Regions from separate parts of the Homo sapiens genome. Here region 2 is linked to region 1. The links are chromatin loops, found by intact Hi-C in ENCODE. Cell type or tissue: PC-3. All regions are shown on one strand. Each heading gives the region's core, and the rest is flanking DNA. Links, peaks and the distances in the headings are about the cores only.

What was found. A loop is a pair of places that touch in the nucleus more often than their neighbours do. Peaks named below come from ENCODE experiments on the same cell type or tissue, not always from the same donor. Only the 100,000 strongest peaks of a DNase experiment are listed, where the experiment ranks them.
Region 2: a loop joins it to region 1, with 5 times the contacts of the local background. A loop is called at or near these places in 4 of 110 quality-filtered maps.

What each region holds. Positions count from the first base shown.
Region 1 is chr1:151,439,070-151,448,779 of GRCh38, forward strand. It overlaps POGZ (pogo transposable element derived with ZNF domain), which reads right to left. Exons shown (of 19, transcript NM_015100.4): 2 at 3,012-3,136; 3 at 1,859-2,017. The coding sequence starts at 3,135. It also overlaps the pseudogene RNY4P25. Among named protein-coding and RNA genes, the nearest start is that of POGZ, 16 kb to the right of the region's middle. RefSeq lists an enhancer at 4,864-5,158 and a silencer at 4,909-5,018. In PC-3, for the core only: a CTCF peak has its summit at 4,955 (motif pointing right); a DNase peak (open chromatin) is centred at 4,982.
Region 2 is chr1:151,688,428-151,698,137 of GRCh38, forward strand. SNX27 (sorting nexin 27) reads left to right here. Exons shown (of 12, transcript NM_001330723.2): 9 at 4,008-4,157; 10 at 4,484-4,612; 11 at 4,997-5,056; 12 at 5,943-9,710. The coding sequence ends at 5,990. Among named protein-coding and RNA genes, the nearest start is that of CELF3, 24 kb to the right of the region's middle. In PC-3, for the core only: CTCF peaks have their summits at 4,824 (motif pointing right) and 5,024; a DNase peak (open chromatin) is centred at 4,834.

The sequences.
Region 1 (9,710 bases), core at 666-8,665:
CCCACTGCTAAATTTGACTGGCTTAAAAAAAAAAGAAATACACAGGAAAGCAATATAATACAGTGGAAATCCCGAAAGCTTTGAAGTCCAGAAAATGCAAATACAGTTTAGTCACTTAGCAACTATTATTACTTATAACAAAAGCAAATTATTTAGACTCTCTAGGCCTCAGTTTCCACATCTGTAAAATAATAGAAATCTTTACATAAATGGTTCCCCATCTTTATACATACAAGGGATCCCATTTATAAGTTTTTTAGAAGTCTAAAGATTCCCCATAAAATCATCATATTTTCAGTACCCAAATACTGAAAACCTTTGGAAATCATGGAGGTTTTAAAGTTTGATAATACCTAAAGTTGGCAACAATGCGGGGAAAGAGCTACTGGCGGGCACTTATTTAGAGCAACCTATTAGGACAACTTGACAACGTCTATCAAATTATAAACACCTGATCCAGCAAATCTCACCTCTAAGACTTTATATTGCAAATACGTTTTACACAGTAGGCAAGGACACATGCCTGAAAACATTCACCACAGCATCATTTGTAATCACAAAGGATGGGGACCCTAATAAATGTTCAACAATGGGGAATGCACATATAAATGGTTATATTCCCAAACTAAAAACCATACTCTCTTCTATCAGCAATATAAACTGACACAACATTTCTAGATGGCCAATCCAGGAACAATACTGATCACAATTCTTAAAAACTGTGATGACCTTTGAGCCAACAATTTGTTTCAGAAATATATTTGCAGAACTAATTAACAATGCGAGAAAAGATACAGAGATAGGAATGTTCACTGAAGCTCTTAAAAATAGCAATATACCCTCTTACAACCCATTGTTAATAAGTTAATCAAATAATGGGAAATACAGTCAGTCATCAAAAATGTTATAGATGACTATTAAAATAAGATATTCACTATTAAGGGGAAAAGGCAGGCAGAGTAATGTACAACTTGTATAATCTTTTTTTGTCAAATGAAAATCACCACATATAACATATAGATGTATATAAAAATAAAAAATAAATATATGTACAGAATAAAAGTAACCATCAGTTATCTTCAGGTGGTGGGATTATGGTTAAACATTTTTTTGTTCCTTTTTTTTTTCACTTTATAGTTTTTCTACAATGCATATATTATTTTTGTAGTACTAAAGCTGTTTTAGTTTTAAAGGAAATAAAATAATTAAAAAATAAAGTCCCTCGCAGCGATGCAATGACTCTATGAAAGTGCCTACTTCAGTTATGAATCTTGAGACATAACTGGTCAACAACTCATCTTAGGAGTGTAGAAATAGACATTAGAAATTAAATAGAAACCAATACTATATAGCCTTTCTATTAAAAAAAATAAAATAAAATACACTAAAAACACTAGTCTTTCACCATTTCTTTCATGTAGACAACAACCCTATCCTATCTTCCATACTCAGGAACCAATAAACAAATGAATCTGCCAGAGAAAATACAGAACTGCCCTGGGAAAATTCTTACCAAACTAATGGAATTTTTCTCATTAAAGAAACAAAAACAACCAACCAACCAAACAAAAAAATCTTAACAGGAATTTTGGGTTGACATTTTCTCTCCAAGAAATTATCAATAGCAAGAATCTACTGCTCTCTCACTTGAAACACCAGTACCGAGTCAGCACTAACTTAGAAGGAATAGCACCATCTACAGAAATCACTTCCGTATCAGAGAATCATTACTAAATTCATTTTCCAACTAGTAGAACCACATCTGTACCTAACTAAACAGGTAGGGCTGTCCCTGAGACCTTTTTTATTCTTTCACCCCTCTAGCCCAGGATTATTATTTCCCAATAATCCCACTTACCATTGTTGTTGGCAATTAGTGTGACAAGAGTCTTCTTTGTACTGTCGCTGTTCTGTGCCCCGCTGCTACTAACGGTGGTGGATGTAGAGAGGTGCCCAGCAACAGAAGCATGGGCAGCGATGGGCACTGGAGCCGAGACTGGCTGCTGGCTCACAGAAACTGTGGGGAAGGGGAGGCATAGTCACTTGGAGACAGGGACAGATGACACTAAAGGATACTGCTCTAATCTTCCCTTTCCATCTTATTGTGGGTCTCTATAGCCAAAAAGTTTCCTGTTTCATAAATCCAACTGTTCATGTGATTTCTCCTCCTACTTAACCCTTAGTCCACCATTTAAACACAATCCCTTCTTCGTCTCACATCTCCTGGTTAATTAAGTTACATCACGGAGCCCACTGAACTGGGATTTTAATCTTTGCTTACATAGCACTAGCAAACCTCTAGGACTCAAAGGTTTATTATTACCACTAGTGGTATTCATAATCATGCATATTAAGCCATCCAAAAGACCCTGAACTGTGCCCTATTTCAGCCCAAACCAATGCCATCTTCAGGTCTCAAGACAGGAAAGATAAAAATATAGAGCAACTGGTACAATTTAGGGGAGCAAAAGAACTACCACCCATTTTCTGAATTCAGGGCAATCTAGAATTTGACCCAGCAGTATCACCTTTATGAAAGAAAAGCTAACAAGCCTAAATTTGTAAACTGTCCATGAAGGCAGACACAAGGCAATTTCTACTCCACTCACAAAGGAAACCAAGTTCAAGTAAAACAAAATAAAACAAAAAAAACAAGACTATGGGAACCTATTTTTGACTGGGTACATAAATGAGCACTGACACACACACACCACCACTTTGAATTCTTGTTCATACATCTTTTAGTAAGAAGACTGCTAGATATTTGATAAACACTGGTTAATCCAACCTTCCAATGTTTTCGATGAATTAAATATATAGTTTCTAGCTATATGGATGAGGAAACTGAGGTTTTCACAGACTAGAGCATGGGAAAAAAGGCAGCACCAGTGAGTGCCACAACGAGGTCTCCCTGGATTCTTCAAGTCCTTTTCCATCTCACACTTTGTTAACCAAAATACCATTCAATTTAATTAATTTAAACCATCTAAGATCAGAAGAGCTTTTGTTACCTGTGGTAGTTTTATCCACTGAATTATAATCTTCAACTACAGAGTCCTCAATGACATCACTGATTTTCTGCCATGGCTCCAACTCCTCCTCCTCACATTCCATGAACAGGTCGGTGTCCGCCATGCTATAAGAAAAACATTCAAATAAGATATGGGCCTAAGAATAGGAGATATTGCTTTATACCAAATATGAAATCAGAACTTTGACTCCATTGGTAACCTACCTCCTTGGACTCCTTTATCATATCCTCTAGCCTTCCTCCATTTCCAAGGGTTCAGAATTACAACTTCTATTATTGAATATTAGAATCCATTCCACAGCAAATTATTTAATAATTAGGGTTACAGGCCGGGCATGGTGGCTCCCACCTGTAATCCCAACATTTTGGGAAGCCGAGGGAGGTGGATCACCTGAGGTTGGGAGTTAGAGAACCAGACTGGCCAACATGGCAAAACCCTGTCTTTACTCAAAATACAAAAATTAGCCAGGCGTGGCGGTGCACCCCTGTAATTCCAGCTACTTGGGAGGCTGAGGCACGAGAATCGTTTGAATCCAGGAGGCAGAGGTTGCAGGGGGTCAAGATCACAACACTGCACTCCAGCCTGGGGGACAGAGTGAGACTCTGTCTCAAAAAAAAAAAAAAAAAAATTAGGATTATAAAAGTTTAGGCCAGGCACAGTGGCTTATGCTTGTAATCCCGGCATTTTGGTAGGCTGAAGTGGGTGGATCACGAGGTCACGAGTTCAAGACCAGCCTGGCCAACATGGTGAAACCCCATCTCTACTAAAAACACAACAATTAGCCGGGCACGCTGGCAGGCGCCTGTAATCCCAGCTACTTGGGAGGCTGAGGCAGGAGAATTGCTTGAACCCCGGGCAGCAGAGGTTGCAGTGAGCCAAGATCGCACCACTGCACTCCAGCCTGGGCAATAGAGACTCCGTCTCAAAAACAACAACAACAACAAAAAGTTTAATGTGTAATACCCAGGGCCAGGGTTAGGATGAGGACAGTGAGGTGAGTCAAGCAAGTGCAGGATCGGATTCAGTCTTTATTTAAAATAGATATTCTGTTCATTATGGATTGTTCTGCATTAATATTGATCTTTTAAAATGATGCATTAAAATGCATTTATTATGATTACTGAACCTCTCTGTACTCCTTTAAATTTTGCATCTAAGATGAGAACCTTACTTGTCATACTCTAGTCCCAGTCCTACTACTACCTTGTACGTCTAGTCTAGGAAATCCTGGAGGCCATTCCACTGTGATTTCGGAGTCAACCCTTAATTTGAAAACACTGCCTAAATTACATGTCCCTTTAAAAAATTAAAGTCTGAGCCGGGTGCAGTGGCTCACGCCTGTAATCCCAGCACTTTGGGAGGCCGAGGTGGGCGGATCACCTGAGGTCGGATCACCTGAGATCGGGAGTTTGAGATCAGCCTGACCAACATGGAGAAAACCCATCTCTACTAAAAACATAAAATTAGCCGGGCGTGGTGGTGCATGCCTGTAATCCCGGCTACTCGGGAGGCTGAGGCTGGAGAATCGCTTGAACATGGGAGTGGAGGTTGCAATGAGCCACAATTCACGCCACTGCACTCCAGCCTGGGCAACAACAGCGAAAGTCCATCTCAAAAAAAATAAAAATAAATAAAAACAAATAAATAAAGTCTGTATCTCTGCATTGCAAACAAAGAGTTAATGCTATTCTGCCCTCCAATAACAGTTTACTAAGGGTCAGTTTCTCTGTGTTGGAACGGGAGTACTATTACTGCTCAATGTTCAAACAAAGCCTTTACTGTAAGGCTCTAAGTGTCCTTAGTGTCTTAGTAATTCTGCTGCTACATCCATAAGCGAAAACCAAAACCAAACAACCAACCTAACCATTCTGTTTATTGAGTATTTAGTTAGGGCTATACATCCTGACAGTAGCAGTTTGCAAGAAGCCCAACAGATGGCATTGTTTCGCTTGAAAATTGAAAACAATCTTGCAGTGCCCCAGTGAGTCAGCTATAGCCAGGGGCACTCTGGGTTTTAATGGGTAAAGTGCTTAACTGGATTCTAACTGGTCTTTAATCTTCTATTTTAATTATTTCTGTCTTTCTAAACCAAAGCCACAAAGGGGGTGAGGAAAGAAAAAGATCTAAGGGATCAACTTACTTAAATTCTCTTATTTTCAGGCTTAATTATATGAAGACAATACTAGCCAGAAACTGAATTAAAAAGAAATCAAATCCATATCACAGGTATTCTTTGAGACAAAGACAACACATGCCTTTGTTTTCCAGTCTAATTCCACTACAAAATATATTTTCAAAAACTTTTTCCTTAAATACTTAATTTTATTCCATTGTTCTTTGCTGTATAACTTTCTGAGAGCTTAGTCAACAGATAATTAATGCGCAAATATCCAACACCCAGCAGAATGAATATAAACTGTGGACAATAACCTCTGCCGATGGTTTTCAAGGACCTACTTTTGTCCTGACCACTTACAAGCAAACTCTCCACACATATGAAAACTTTGATTTGGAATATGAAGAGCTATCAGAATACAAATTGTGGTTTTCAATGTCATGCCTGTGGTTATTTTAATAGCATACCCAAAAGGGTGTTCTTTTATCTTAAGTATTTACAATACCTTAAGAGTTTCAGTTCTTTATTTTATAAAGCAATGAATTTTAATAAGAATATTGAAATTTCTTCCATTTGACCTTCTGAGAGAAATGGAAAGAACTCCAGCTTGGGTAGCACAGCAAGACTCCATCTCTACAAATTTTTTTTTAAAAATTAGCCAGGCGTGCAGCACACACCAGTGGTCCCAGCTACCAGGGAGGATGAGGTAGGAGGATTGAGGATCGCCTGAGCCCAGGAGTTCGAGGTTACAGTGAGCTCGAGGTTACAGTAACTGCAGTGGTGCCACTGCACTCCAGCCTGAGCTGGAGAGCTGGAGAGCAATACTCCATCCCTACAAAATAAAATAAAAAACAAATGGAAATAACCAAAAAGGGTAGATCTGAAAAGATGGCAAAGAAAGATGTTTATGTCCTAACTACTTTTTAATCAAGTGAGAAAAATATCTCTTCTCCTTAGGTATGAGTACTGCCAAGATATCCAATGTAAATTAAAAGACTCAAAATGAAAAGAAAATCCAACTTGGCTGGACACAGTGGCTCACATCTGTAATCTCAACACTTTGGGATGCTGAGAAGGGTGGATCATTTGAGGTCAGGAGTTCCAGACCAGCCTGGCCAACATGGTGAAACCCCACCTCTACTAAAAATACAAAAATTAGCCGGACATGGTGGCACACGCCTGTAATCCCAGTTACTCAGGAAGCTGAGGCAGGAGAATCGCTTGAACCCAGGAGGCAGAGGTTGCAGTGAGCCAAGATCACGCCACTGCACTCCAGCCTGGGCAACAGAAGCCAGACTCTGTCTCAAAAAAAAAAAAAAAAGAAAAAAAGAAAGAGACAAAAAAGAAAGAAAAAAAAGAAAATCCAACTTATGGGGAAATATTTTTCATTTTTTTTTAAACAACATAGAAGATGGAGTTAGCTAATAAGGTTTGTCAACTCAGAAAATATTAGGTCTGCTGACTGAACATATTTCACAGACTTATACACAAAGCATCTCTGAAAGACACTGAAGCCAAATTTTTCAAAACTGTCCTTGATTTTGACCTACACTCTGCTATCTCAGGATGTGATCAATTCCTTTCACTTTCAGCATCTATAACTCAGGGTCTAAAAGATACAACAGAGATATATCAACCTAATATAAATATTCAGCAAACCAAAAATAGAAAATTCATATTTAGATCCTTCTTGTAGTTTTCTAGTTATCAAAAGGAAATCTTATACTAACATAATAAAATGCAGTATTTAATATTTCTACCAAGATTCTCAAGAAACACCACCATTCTCTGTGGTCTTTCAAGTGATCCATGGCATACCGTCTTTCAACTTTTTTTTTTTTTTTTTTTTAGCCCCGATCATGGGCAAGGGCAGCCTTTCAACTGTTTTTGAACAAAGAAGACAGTAATTACTAAATATGCAGTGTTAACATGTATATCCAGATTCTGAAAATGTGCCCTCAAAAAAAAAAAAAAGATCTTCCCAAACTATCATTCCACACATTTAACCTCCTTCCATACCAAATCTTTCTCATAAGGAAAAAAAAAAAAAAAAAAAACGAATTTTATTCCCTCTTCCCTAATTTCTTGCTATGAAGGATTGGATACTTATCACACTAAAAAAATTATGCTGAAATGTAATCCTTAAGGGGCATTTTAATTTCTCATTTTTTATTTCAAAACTGCCAAACAGAAATGCGAATTTCAGATATTTAAAGCCAGCCCATAGTGAATACAGTGCTACATCAAGAGGAAAACGGCCGGGCGCGGTTGCTCACGCCTGTAATCCCAACACTTTGGGAGGCCGAGGCGGGGGGATCACCTGAGGTTGAGAGTTCGAGACTAGCCTGGCTAACATAGTGAAACCCCATCTCTACTAAAAATACAAAAATTAGCCAGGTGTGGTGGCACACGCCTGTAATCCCAGCTACTCAGGAAGCTGAGGCAGGAGAATCGCTTGAACCTGAGAGGTGGAGGTCGCAGTGAGCTGAGATCGTGCCACTGCACTCTAGCCTGGGCGATAGAGCAAGACTCCATCTCAAAAAAAAAAAAAAAAAAAAAAAAGGAAAACTTGGATGGGCAGTAAATTTGGGAATCATACTGCAACAAGTGAACAGGCAAATTTTCATACGAGTCTCTGAATCAAAATTGTAGTGGTTCCTTTTCTGCTAATTTTAATGATACAAATTTTAATTGAATAAAAAAGTTAGACATGTATTCGTCACTCAGTTTCAAAAATTATCAACTCAAAATGGATTCCTTCATTTATGCCCCCACTTCCCTGTATTATATTGAAACAAATCTCTAAAACATCATATTCATAAATATTTTGGTATGTAGGTCTAAAAGATAAGGACTTTAAAAGACTATAGTTTAAAAAAATTGTATGGCTGGGCGCGGTGGCTCAAGCCTGTAATCCTAGCACTTCGGGAGGCTAAGGCGGGCGGATCACATGAGGTGAGGAGTTTGAGACCAGCCTGGCCAACACGGTGAAACCCTGTCTCTACTAAAAATACAAAAATTAGCCAGGTGTGTAATTCCAGCTACTCAGGAGGCTGAAACAGGAGAATTGCTTGAACCCAGGAGGCGGAGGTTGCAGTGAACCGAGATTGTGCCACTGCACTCCAGCTTGGACAACAGAGCAAGACTCCATCTTAAAAACAAAAAAATTGTATTACCATTACATGCCTAAAAAACTGATAATCCCTTAATATCAAATATCTAGTCATTATCCCAATTTCTTTTTTCTCTTCTTTTTTTGTGAGATGTGGTCTCATCCAGGCTGGAGTACAGTGGCACAATCTCAGCTCACTGCAACCTCCACCTCCCAGGCTCAAGAAATCCTCCCACCTCAACCTCTTGAGTAACTCTTGGGACAAAGAGCTAACTAACTCTTGGGATAACCAAGAGCCACCATGTCTGGCTAATTTTTTTTTTTTTTTTTTTTTTTTTTTGGTAGAGAGGGGGTCTTACCATGTTTCCCAGGCTGGTCTCAAACTCCTGGACTCAAGCAACACACCTGCCTCAGATTCCCAAAGTGCTGGGATTATAGGTATGAGCCACTGTGCCCAGCTTTTGATGTGTTTTGATCCATGCAGTTATCTTTACAGATACTCAATGTGCCCTATTTTGGCCAGTGGGAACGTCTTCAGTTGGCTGCTGAGTCCTTCTGACACAACCCTAGCATCGTTTGATAAAATCTTTGCTGATAGTCAAGATGTTTCAGCTTATCTCATATATTTCCTGCCCCAGACCTAGAACCAACCATTTCTTCAAGGAATGATACTGGTGGGGAATGAGTTTCCAAGACCACAATAAAAGGCTAGGGTCCTTCTTGCTCATTTTAAATAAAAAATTACCTCCATATGAATCCCCAAGTATTAGCTATCTTCAACTTTGCTCTTACGTCATCTGACAGAAAAATTCCACATCCACAAATATATTTCTTAGAAACCTAAAAAAAAATTTTCTCCTGAAATTTTTACTTGAAATGTTTGTCTTATATATTTAGTAAACCACTCATTACTTCCCCTCTTATCCTATCCTGACTGTATGTATTCCCCTAACAAAATACCTAGATCATTAAGATAATTTATATGTAGTTAAGAAATTTTGGCTGGGTGTGGTGGCTCACATCTGCAATCCTAGCACTTCGGGAGGCTGAGGTGAGAGGATTACCTGAGTTCAGGAGTTCGAGACCAGCTTGTGCAACAGAGAGAGACCTCATATCTATTAAAATTTTTAAAAAATTATTTTAAAAAGATAAATTTTAAGAAAAATATAATCAAACAATCAAAGGTTAACAAAGAGGACACATTTAGTTTAATCAAGCCTTTTAGCAAGTAACTTTTCCAGACTATCTTTTCTTTGCCTGTAATCCCACCACTTCAGGAGGCTGAGGTGGGAGAACTGCTTGAGCCCTAATTCTTTGAGCCCAGAGGTTCGAGACCAGCCTGGGCAACTTGGTGAAATCTCATCTCTATAAAAAGTAGAAAAATTAGCAGAGTGTTGGTGGCATGCACATCTGTAGTCCCAGCTACTCAACAGGCTGAGGTGGGAGAATC
Region 2 (9,710 bases), core at 1-8,000, 250 kb after region 1:
TCGAGACCAGCCTGGCCAGCATGGTGAAACCCCGTCTCTACTAAAAGTACAAAAAATTGCTGGGTGTGGGGGTGCACGCCTATAATCCCAGCTACTCAGGAGGCTGAGGCAGGAGAATTGCTTGAACCCGGGAGGCGGAGGTTGCAGTGAGCTGAGATCATGCCACTGCACTCCAGCCTGGGCAACAGAGTGAGACTCTGTCTCAAAAAAAAAAAAAAAAATTCACCTGTTTTTACGAATTTTTGATTTATATAAATAAATTTTTGTAACTCATTTTAGGTTTAGGGACACGTGCAGATTTGTTACATAGATAAACTGCATGTCATGGGAGTTTGGTGTACAGATTATTTTGTCACCCAGGTAGTAAGCATGATACTACCTGGGTGTTTTTTCTGATCCTCTCCTGTAAAGTTTTAAATGTTTCTTCTTTGAGGCTTTGTGCAAGCCCAAGAATGTAGAGACTGCCCACTTAATGCTGATAAATACTGCCCAATCTGAGCTCTCTGAAAACCTTGTCTTCCAATGAGACTTTACCTTTATCGGCTCACCAAGGGCACAGGTGCCCTTAGTTTTCACTTGGGTTATTTTTAGAGCTTATGCCATTAAGAAGTCCCCTGAAGGTCTTTTGCTTTCAAGGACTACATTCTTGAATATGGAGGGATAAATTAGTCTTTTGATTCAGAGGGGACGGACAGGGCATGTATTATGTGCCTGACTGGTCTAGGCACTTTATATGAAGTCTCATTTTCTCCTTATAACAACCCTGCAGGTATTATTCTTACTTTACAGAGAAGTGAAGTCTGAGAGATTAAGATTCTTACCTAAGATGACGTAGCTTCTCAGAAGTGGAACTAGAATTTGAAAATGTGATTTGAACCCATTTTTGTCAGGCTCCAGTGCATATATTTTTCCCTGCATCAGGGAAGACAGGATAGCAGCAATGTCTTTTATTTCCAGATGGCAGAAGAGAAGACCCCAGGTAGAATAACTTACTCAAGGTCACAAAGAGAGAGTTTAAGGTACTCAGAGCTCCACGCTTCTTCTGATCTCTTTTCCCAAATCCCTGCCTTTGTCGGCATGCTTCTCTCTTTTTAAAAGATCTATTATAGTAAAAGTCCCAATTAGAGATTGTGGCAGAAATATTTGTCAAAACAGTAGTGGTACCTCTCAACGAAGAGAACTCTCAACAGATGTGCTGTATGTAATCCTGTTTTGTTAAAGGACATGAGTAGTACTAGTTTCAAGGGTCAACGACACCCACTGGCATTTACAGAGGTGTTAAGTGTCCTGGAGCAGAATTGCTGCTTATCGAGCATGTAAAGTTTCTGATGACTATGTTAGGAAGATGGCTTGGATTGAGTGCCAGAGGCCTGGTTGCTAGGGTGTTCTTTTTCTTTTAACATTTTATTGTATCTATATATACTTTTTTTTTTTTGAGATGGAGTCTCAGTCTGTTGCCCAGGCAGGCTGGAGTGCGGTGGCACAATCCCGGCTCACTGCAGCCTCCACCTTCCAGGTTCAAGCAATTCTTCTGCCTCAGCCTCTCATGTAGCTGGGATTACAGGTGCATGCCACTATGCCTGGCTAATTTTTGTATTTTTAGTAAAAATGGGGTTTCACCATGTTGGCCAGGCTGGTCTCGAACTCCTGACCTCAGGTGATCTGCCTGCCTTGGCCTCCCAAAGTGCTGGGATTACAGGCATGAGCCACCACACCCAGCTGTATAAATTTTTAAATACATAAAGAAGTTGGAAGAAAAATACAATTAATCCCCTTGTATCCATTACCCAGCTTCGATAGCCTTCGACTTTCTGCCATTCATGTTGCCTCTATCTCACTCACATGCTTTTTTCCCCTCAGGAGATTTGTGTGTTTGTTTGTTTTACTGTCACTGACTTGAAGCTCACCCCAGGGATTTTTAAAAGTAATTTCCAGATACTTTAAAAGTTTTTTTTTAGCTGTCATTTATTAAATGCCTAATTATGGCTGAGTACTATGTTAAATATCTTTTTTATTTTTATTTCTTGTTTTGAGACAGGTCACTTATTTTGAGATTGCAGTGGTGCAGTCTCAGCCAGGCTGGAGTGCAGTGGTTCCATCATAGCCTTGACCTCCTGGGCTCAAGCAATCCTCCCACCTCACCCTCCCAAGTAGCTAGGACTACAGGTGCCCGGCAAATTTTTTTTTTGTTTTTTTTTTTATAGAGATGGGGTTTCACTATATTGCCTAGGCTGGTCTCTAACTCCTGGGTTCAAGTGATCCTCCCACCTCAGCCTCCCAAAGTGTTGGGATTACAAGTGTGAGCCACCATGCCCAGCCAAATACTCTGTATTTAATGCTCACAAATCACACTGTGGTTTAGATGTTATTATTATTTCCCATTTATGGAAGAGGAAACTGAGGCACCTGGGATTAAGTAATTTGCCTGCCTTAAAGTAGCTTGCGCAAGGTTGCACAGTTAGGAAGTAATGGAAGTAATGGGGCCAGGATTCAAGCCCAGGGTAGTCTGGGCCTCTTCCTCACTCCTCTGTGTTTCAGGCATTGCTGTTTATTATAACCCCAGAAGAGTTCTGTTCTATACCACCCACCCCTGTCATATTTACCAAAGTATAGGAGTCAGAGATTTATTTTGTTTATAGTGCCAATGGCAGGATTAAGCAGTATCCATGTTTATCACTGATCTAGGAAGGACAATAAAAAAGAGAAAGTGAAATAGAAGGTGGTATGTGCCTATAGTCCCAGCTACTCAGGAGGCTGAGGTAGGAGAATAGCGTGAACCCAGGAGGTGGAGCTTGCAGTGAGCCGAGATGTGCCACTGCACTCCGGCCTGGGTGACAGAGCCAGACTCTGTCTCAAAAAAGAAAAAGAGAAATATTTACTCCCTTTCTTAATTGTAAGGATAGATTAGATGCCCATCCCTTGATTACAATGAAAATAGAGGATCAGACTAAACAGAATTGTGAGACCCCTTCTAGCCCTGTGAGTCCTGGTTATAGTATATCTTCTGGTTTTCATCTGTGTATCTTTTTGTTTTTCTGGTTTTTTTTTTTTTTTTTTCCTTGAGACAGAGTCTTGCTCTGTCTCCCAGGCTGGAGTGCAGTGGCGCAATCTCAGCTCACTGCAACCTCTGCCTCCTGGGTTCAAGCGATTCTCCTGCCTCAGCCTTCCGAGTAGCTGGAATTACAGGCATGTGCCACCATGCTTGGCTAATTTTTTGTATTTTTAGGTATTTGAGGCTGCAGTGAGACATGGTCATGCCACTGCACTCCATCGAGACGGGGTTTCACTGTGTTAGCCAGGATGGTCTTGATTTCCTGACCTCGTGATCCACCCGCCTCGGCCTCTCAAAGTGTTGGGATTACCGGCGTGAGCCACCGCGCCTGGCCTGTATCTTTTTGAAGTAGAGAAAGGAGGGTTAGAAGTATGAAGGTGTTGTTTCCTTACTTATGGCAAAAAAAAGTAGAAGTTGAAAGTGGGATAAAGAATTGCTAGCCAGGCACGGTGGCTCATGCCTGTAACCCTTGCACTTTCGGTGGCTGAGGTGGGAGGATTAGTTGAGCCCAGGAGTTCAAGACCAGCGTGCGTAACATAGGGAGACCCTGTCTCTATAGAAAATCAAAAAATTAGCTGGGTATGGTGGTGTGTGCCTGTGGTCCCAGCTACTTGGGAGGCTGAGGCAGGAGGATCACTGGAGGCTAAGGTGGGAGGATTGCTTGAGCCCTGGAGGTTGAGGTTTCAGTGAGCCAAGATCATGCTACTGCACTCCAGCCTAAGTGACAGAGCAAGACCTGGTCTCAAAAAATAAAAAGAAAAGAATTGTCTCAGAGTCCTTTCCCAACTTAGAGATGGGTGTGAGACCAGAGGCCAGGTCTTCAGGTTGTTGGGTGAGAATACTCTTTGTTCTTTTTCTTGCACCACATCTCAATAGCTCTTTATTGTGTTTAATACCATAGTAACCCTGTTTCCTGTTTCTCCTTCCTTTTTTTTTTTTTTTTTTTTTTTTTTAGTACCTCAACATGCTAAGGACTTGTGAGGGCTACAATGAAATCATCTTTCCCCACTGTGCCTGTGACTCCAGGAGGAAGGGGCACGTTATCACAGCCATCAGCATCACGCACTTTAAACTGCATGCCTGCACTGAAGAAGGACAGCTGGAGGTGAGTTTTCAGCATAGGGCTCTGGCTGCGAGGACTGGAGATACTTTGATGCTCACTTGCTTGTGACGTTTTAATTCCATTTTAGGGGGAAATGAAATCAAAACTGTATTTTGACTGGGGCAAATAAACAGGCATGGAATCCACACTGATCCTCAACTTCATTGGCTGCTTCCACTGATTTGTATTCTTCTATCACAGTCCTTTCTCTGAAGCGATGCAGACATCCATTCATTTCTCTTCTGTCTCCTGGTTCAGAACCCCCTACCTCAGTTCCCCAGCACTCTGAAACACAGACTGTACCTTACTCCCTTGTCTTGGTTGTCCAGAACCAGGTAATTGCATTTGAATGGGATGAGATGCAGCGATGGGACACAGATGAAGAAGGGATGGCCTTCTGTTTCGAATATGCACGAGGAGAGAAGAAGCCCCGATGGGTTAAAATCTTCACGCCATATGTGAGTGCAATTTGGGGAAAGTAACTGGGACTTAGTTTGTTTTTTTGTTTTTTTTTTCAGCTAAATGCATAAATGGAGAGAGAGATAGAGCTAGTAGTTGTCTTGAGATCCGAACCTGTTTGAATCCTGGAGCCCCCAGATTCATCCTGTTTTTGCTTTAGGCCTGACTGGAATTGGCAATTTCCTATCCCACTTGGCTCGTAGTTACCACTAGAAGGAGCTAGAGAATAGTGGATGAACCAGGCCTGGGTTTTATGGTACTTGTCAGGGTTTTTCTCTAGACTGAGTTTGGAAGATGGGATGACTGGGGACAGGAGTTCAAAGGCACAGTCCTGAGATGCCTGCTCTTGAGAAGTTAGTGAGTGTCACCACCTTTTTTTTCAGTTCAATTACATGCATGAGTGCTTCGAGAGGGTGTTCTGCGAGCTCAAGTGGAGAAAAGAGGTAATTCTGAACAGTCCTTGAATTGACCTTTTCATCTTTTTGTTTCTTTAAAATTTATAGGCCTGTGGCCAAATACCTGGGACCCTCACCTCCATCTCTGTCTTTCTAGGAATATTAGTTAGAGACTGATTATCTCATGTGAGCCAGGACATTCTTCCAGCAAGGTTGGCCTCTGGATGGTGAACGGGCTGTGCAAAAAAGCCCTGCTTCTTCCCTTGTCTAGAGGGTGGACATTGGCTACAGGCTCTTCCATCTCTCATGACTTCATGGACCCTCCTCTGCCAGTTTTTTAAATCAGATCACCCTCCATGTTGTTCCTGACCCACAGGGGAAGCTGTCCTCAGTTGTAGCCGTCTTGACTGGATGAGTCCTGGCAGTCTTTCTAGGCGAACCAAGAATGTTTGTGTGAGGGAAGGTGTTTGCTGTTGCTTTACTGCTGTCTGTATGTGCCAGTGCTGGAACAGAATTTGGAAGATTCTGAATAATTAGTTACTTATTCTCAAAGAAAATCTTTGAAAGAATCAGGAGGTCAAGTCAAGAACATGAAAATTTATATTTTAGTACAGTAGAAAGAACATTGGGCTCTGGGAATTTTATCTGGGTTTTCTCCTGGCTTTTTTTTCCCTCTGTGTAATTTTGGGTAAATCAGCCTCCCTAGCTTTCAGTTTTCTCTTCTGTGAAACAGGAAGACTGAACCACGTAATTAATATCCAAGGTCCCTTCCGGCTCTAAAAGGCTATGATTCTAGATGAGAAGTTATATCAAGAAAGATGTGGCCAATCAGATTGAGTCATCCAGGCATACCTTTTTAGCTTCTGTTTGTGGAGTTGTCTCCAGATAAGAGGAGATGTGCCTTCCCAATAACTCTTTTTTTTTTTCCTTTCAGAACATTTTCCAGATGGCGAGGTCACAGCAGAGAGATGTGGCCACCTAGCCTTTCCTTATCCCCTTCCCTTCCCTTCACCCCCATCCTCTTACTCCTTTCATGTCCCATTTCAGACAGAGTAACCATTAACAAAAAAGAAGAGAAAAAGTTAAAGTCGTTATATTCAAAAGCCCTAAACTAAATATTATTAATAACCCCCTCTGAATTTCATGTCTCTGGAATTGAGGTGGTAGTGAACAGCAGATCGGTCAGCACCAGAAGTCAACTGAGTTAAGGCAGGAAAAGAAATAAGCCCAACCAACTTGCCAAAGGTATCTTTGTCCTTTCACCTGGGCCTCATACCAACAGCCTCTCCTTGTACTATATTTTTAAAACTGGAACTATGAACTTCATCCATTTGCACTGTTCAGACATATATATGTATGTATGTAAAAATTATATATACACAAATTAGCTGCACGTATATACATATATATATTTCTTTTTAAATTTCATATTGATGGCAGTACCTTTTTTAGCTTGTGTTTTTACACACCTTTCACTAGAATCCATGACCTCCCTCGTGCTCTCTTTCTTTTGAAACAAACTTTAAAAAGGAAAAAAAAGCATTTTACAGGGAAAAATACCTCTCCTCATGAAGGACTTGAAAAGTTTACAACCTGCTTGGATTTTTGCCCCTTTTTTTGTATTGAGTATAGATTCCGGCTCATGGGTTGCCATAGAGTCTAGGAACAAGGAGTATAGTTTCTTTATCTTCCAAGAGGGTGCTGGGGAGGAGAAAGAGGTGTGTTTCTCAAGGTTAACAGGCTGTAGTTCTGCAGGGAGAGCCTGAAGTCCTGGTATGGGCTCTTGATTCTGTGACAATTTTTTTGATCCATCTATTTCTCTCACTCCTGGCTTTCTAGCCACATTCTGCACCTCCTTCCTGCTTTCCTAGAGCCTCGGTATGCTTTCCCTCAACCGACCCTGGCTCAGGAGGTTGATGCCATGGGAACCTGAACCTGAAACACTTCATGGTAGTAATTTCCTGTTTTCCTTGCCTTTTTTTTTTTTTTTTTTTTTTTTTTCTGAGACAGGGTCTTACTCTGTCGCCCAGACTGGAATGTGGTGGCATGAACATAGCTCACTGTTACCTTGAATTCTGGGCTCAGGTGATCCTTCCGCCTCACCCTCCTGAGTAGCTGGGACTACAGGTGTGCACCACCACACCTGGCTAATTCTTCTTAAAATTTTTTTGTAGAGACAGGGTCTCACTATGTTGCCCAGGCTGGTCTCAAACTCCTGGCCTCAGGTGATCCTCTTGTCTCAGCCTCCCAAAGTGCTGGGATTACAGGCATGAGCCACTGTGTCCTTCCCTGCCTTTTTTGCAGCAGGGATAGTACTCAGGACCAGAGTTAAGCTGATACCTTAGGCACACAGGTTGGACTTACATAGAGGAAAGAAAGCAAGAAATGCCCTATGTACATGAGGTTTTACCTCCTCCATTCCTGACCAATAACCACCCATAACTACGGCATTCTCTGTGACTTCCTTAAACAGCAGTGATGGGAAGGGATCCAATAGTATCTTCAAGGCCTTGGGGAAACTTGCAGTGGGTCAGTGGTCTGTGCCAACCAAACGATAGCCCCATCCAAGCCAGCTGAGAACCTAGGAAGGAGTAGTAGGAATATGGTTGATTAGATTGGATCTCCCAAGTTTTAATTGAAAGGAGACTGAACGAAAACCTTTCTGCTTTCTGTCCGTTAAAGAGCTCCTCATCTGATCTTGCAGCTAGACCCTTTGAGACTTAAGAGCTGCATCCCAGGATCAGAAGCCAGGGCTAATTGGGGTAGGACAATATTCCCAGCCCCTAAGCTCTGTAGATAATGCATAAGAAGCACCAAGTCAGGCTCAGATGCAACTAAAACACATCTTTGAGCCTTTTCTTTTTCCCTTCTCCCCTTTCTAAACAAAAACCTTCCTAGGATGGCATCTTTTGCTCTAACTGGGAGACAGTCATAATTGGTTGTAGTCAATTCTACTAAGCAGTGTTGGGGTGGTTGGAAAGTCTCTTTTTTGTAATTTGTTTTTGCAAATCATTGTGAGGCCACTTTTTCTTTCTTTCTTTCTTTCTTTCTTTCTTTCTTTCTTTCTTTCGTTCTTTCGTTCTTTCGTTCTTTCTTTCTTTCTTTCTTTCTCTTTCTTTCTTTTGCTTTCCTTCTTTCATCTCTTTTTTGTAATTTGTTGTTGCAAATCATTGTGAGGCCACTTTTCTTTCCCCTTCCTTCCTTCCTTTTTTTCTGTTTTTTTTTTTTTTTTTTCCCAGAGTCTTGCTCTGTCGCCCAGGTTGGAGTGCAGTGGCACGATCTCGGCTCACTGCACCCTCTGCCTCTTGGGTTCAAGCGATTCTCCTGCCTCAGCCTCCCAAGTAGCTGGGATTACAGGCATACACCACCACGCCCCACTAATTTTTTGTATTTTTGGTAGGGCGGGGTTTCACCATGATGGCCAGGTTGGTTTTGAACTCCTGACCTCAAGTAATCTGCCCACCTCGGCCTCCCAAAGTGCTAGGATTACAGGAGTGAGCCACTGCGCCTGGCCCACTTTTCTTTCTTTCCTTCTTATTTTGTTATGCTGGCAGCCATTTGCCCCTGCATGGTATGGGATCAAAGAGGACAGCCTTTCCTCCCTCACCTTCTCCAAATCTAGGTGAAATCACAGAGTACAAAACGTGAGAATGCTGAATGTGTAAAGTTGCAGAGGGATCCCTAATTTGAAGACTTTGACACAGAACTAACTTCTTTTGACTTAAATGAATTTAAAATGAGCCAAAGGACCCTGAAAAGAAGACATGTTGATTTCCCACTCCTAGATGCTAAAGAGACTTGGCACCAGCTTTGTTCAAACTGTAAAAATAGCAATTTGCCCCTACTCGCTCAGAGTGGGACAGTAGTGAACAGAGCTGGGATTCCATGCGACAGCTTGAATGCTGACCTTCAGACATGAGACATAGGGATTTGGAGGCCCCTTAGAATGGGTAGATGGTGTTATGTTCCCTTTCTGGCATAGCATTCACTTGGTGCTTTGGAGATTAGGTGAGGGCCCTATAGGTAGTTGGCCTGTTGGCAGAATTTATTTAGGAACAGCCCTTTTGAAAGTGTCCCAGTAACAACGCACCCAGCTGCAGCAAGGAGGTGGGGAAGGAGGGCACCCCAAAGGACAGCGCCTTCTTCTCTTCCACCCATGCACGGCCTTGGGTGATGGAGGCGGGTTCCCTGTGGCTGCGTGGATCCCATAGGATCAAGCCCTTCTTTGCATGAAGCAGTGTTGTGACTCTTCTCTCTCCCCTTCCTCTGCACTTCCTTTCTGTAATCCCTACTGTTCTTCTTAGTCCCAGCTTCTGCCCAGGGAGGCTTCTACCCAGACTTCTTTTGCAATTTGTCCCTGGGAAGAGGGGGTCTCCCAGTGCCCCCAGCTTCATCCCAGCAGAACCAGCAGGATCCTCCTGGTCTCTCACTGGCCTTCCTCCACACTTGGTTTCTATCCTCAGGGGTAGAAGCTCAGAGCTTTTTATGGCCCAGGAGAAAATGTAGACCCTGAGAAACCTGTCCCTGCAGAAAGGTTCCCTTGGGCCATGCTTTGGGCCCTCTGCTCTTTATATGTTTATTCTATTCTCCATTTTTCCACCCCGTCCTTACCCTAGGCCTAAACACAGGTACAGATATGTGCATGCTCAGGGCAGCTCCTAGGCCTGGACTGAGCTCTCAGGGGGGAATTAGATAAATATTC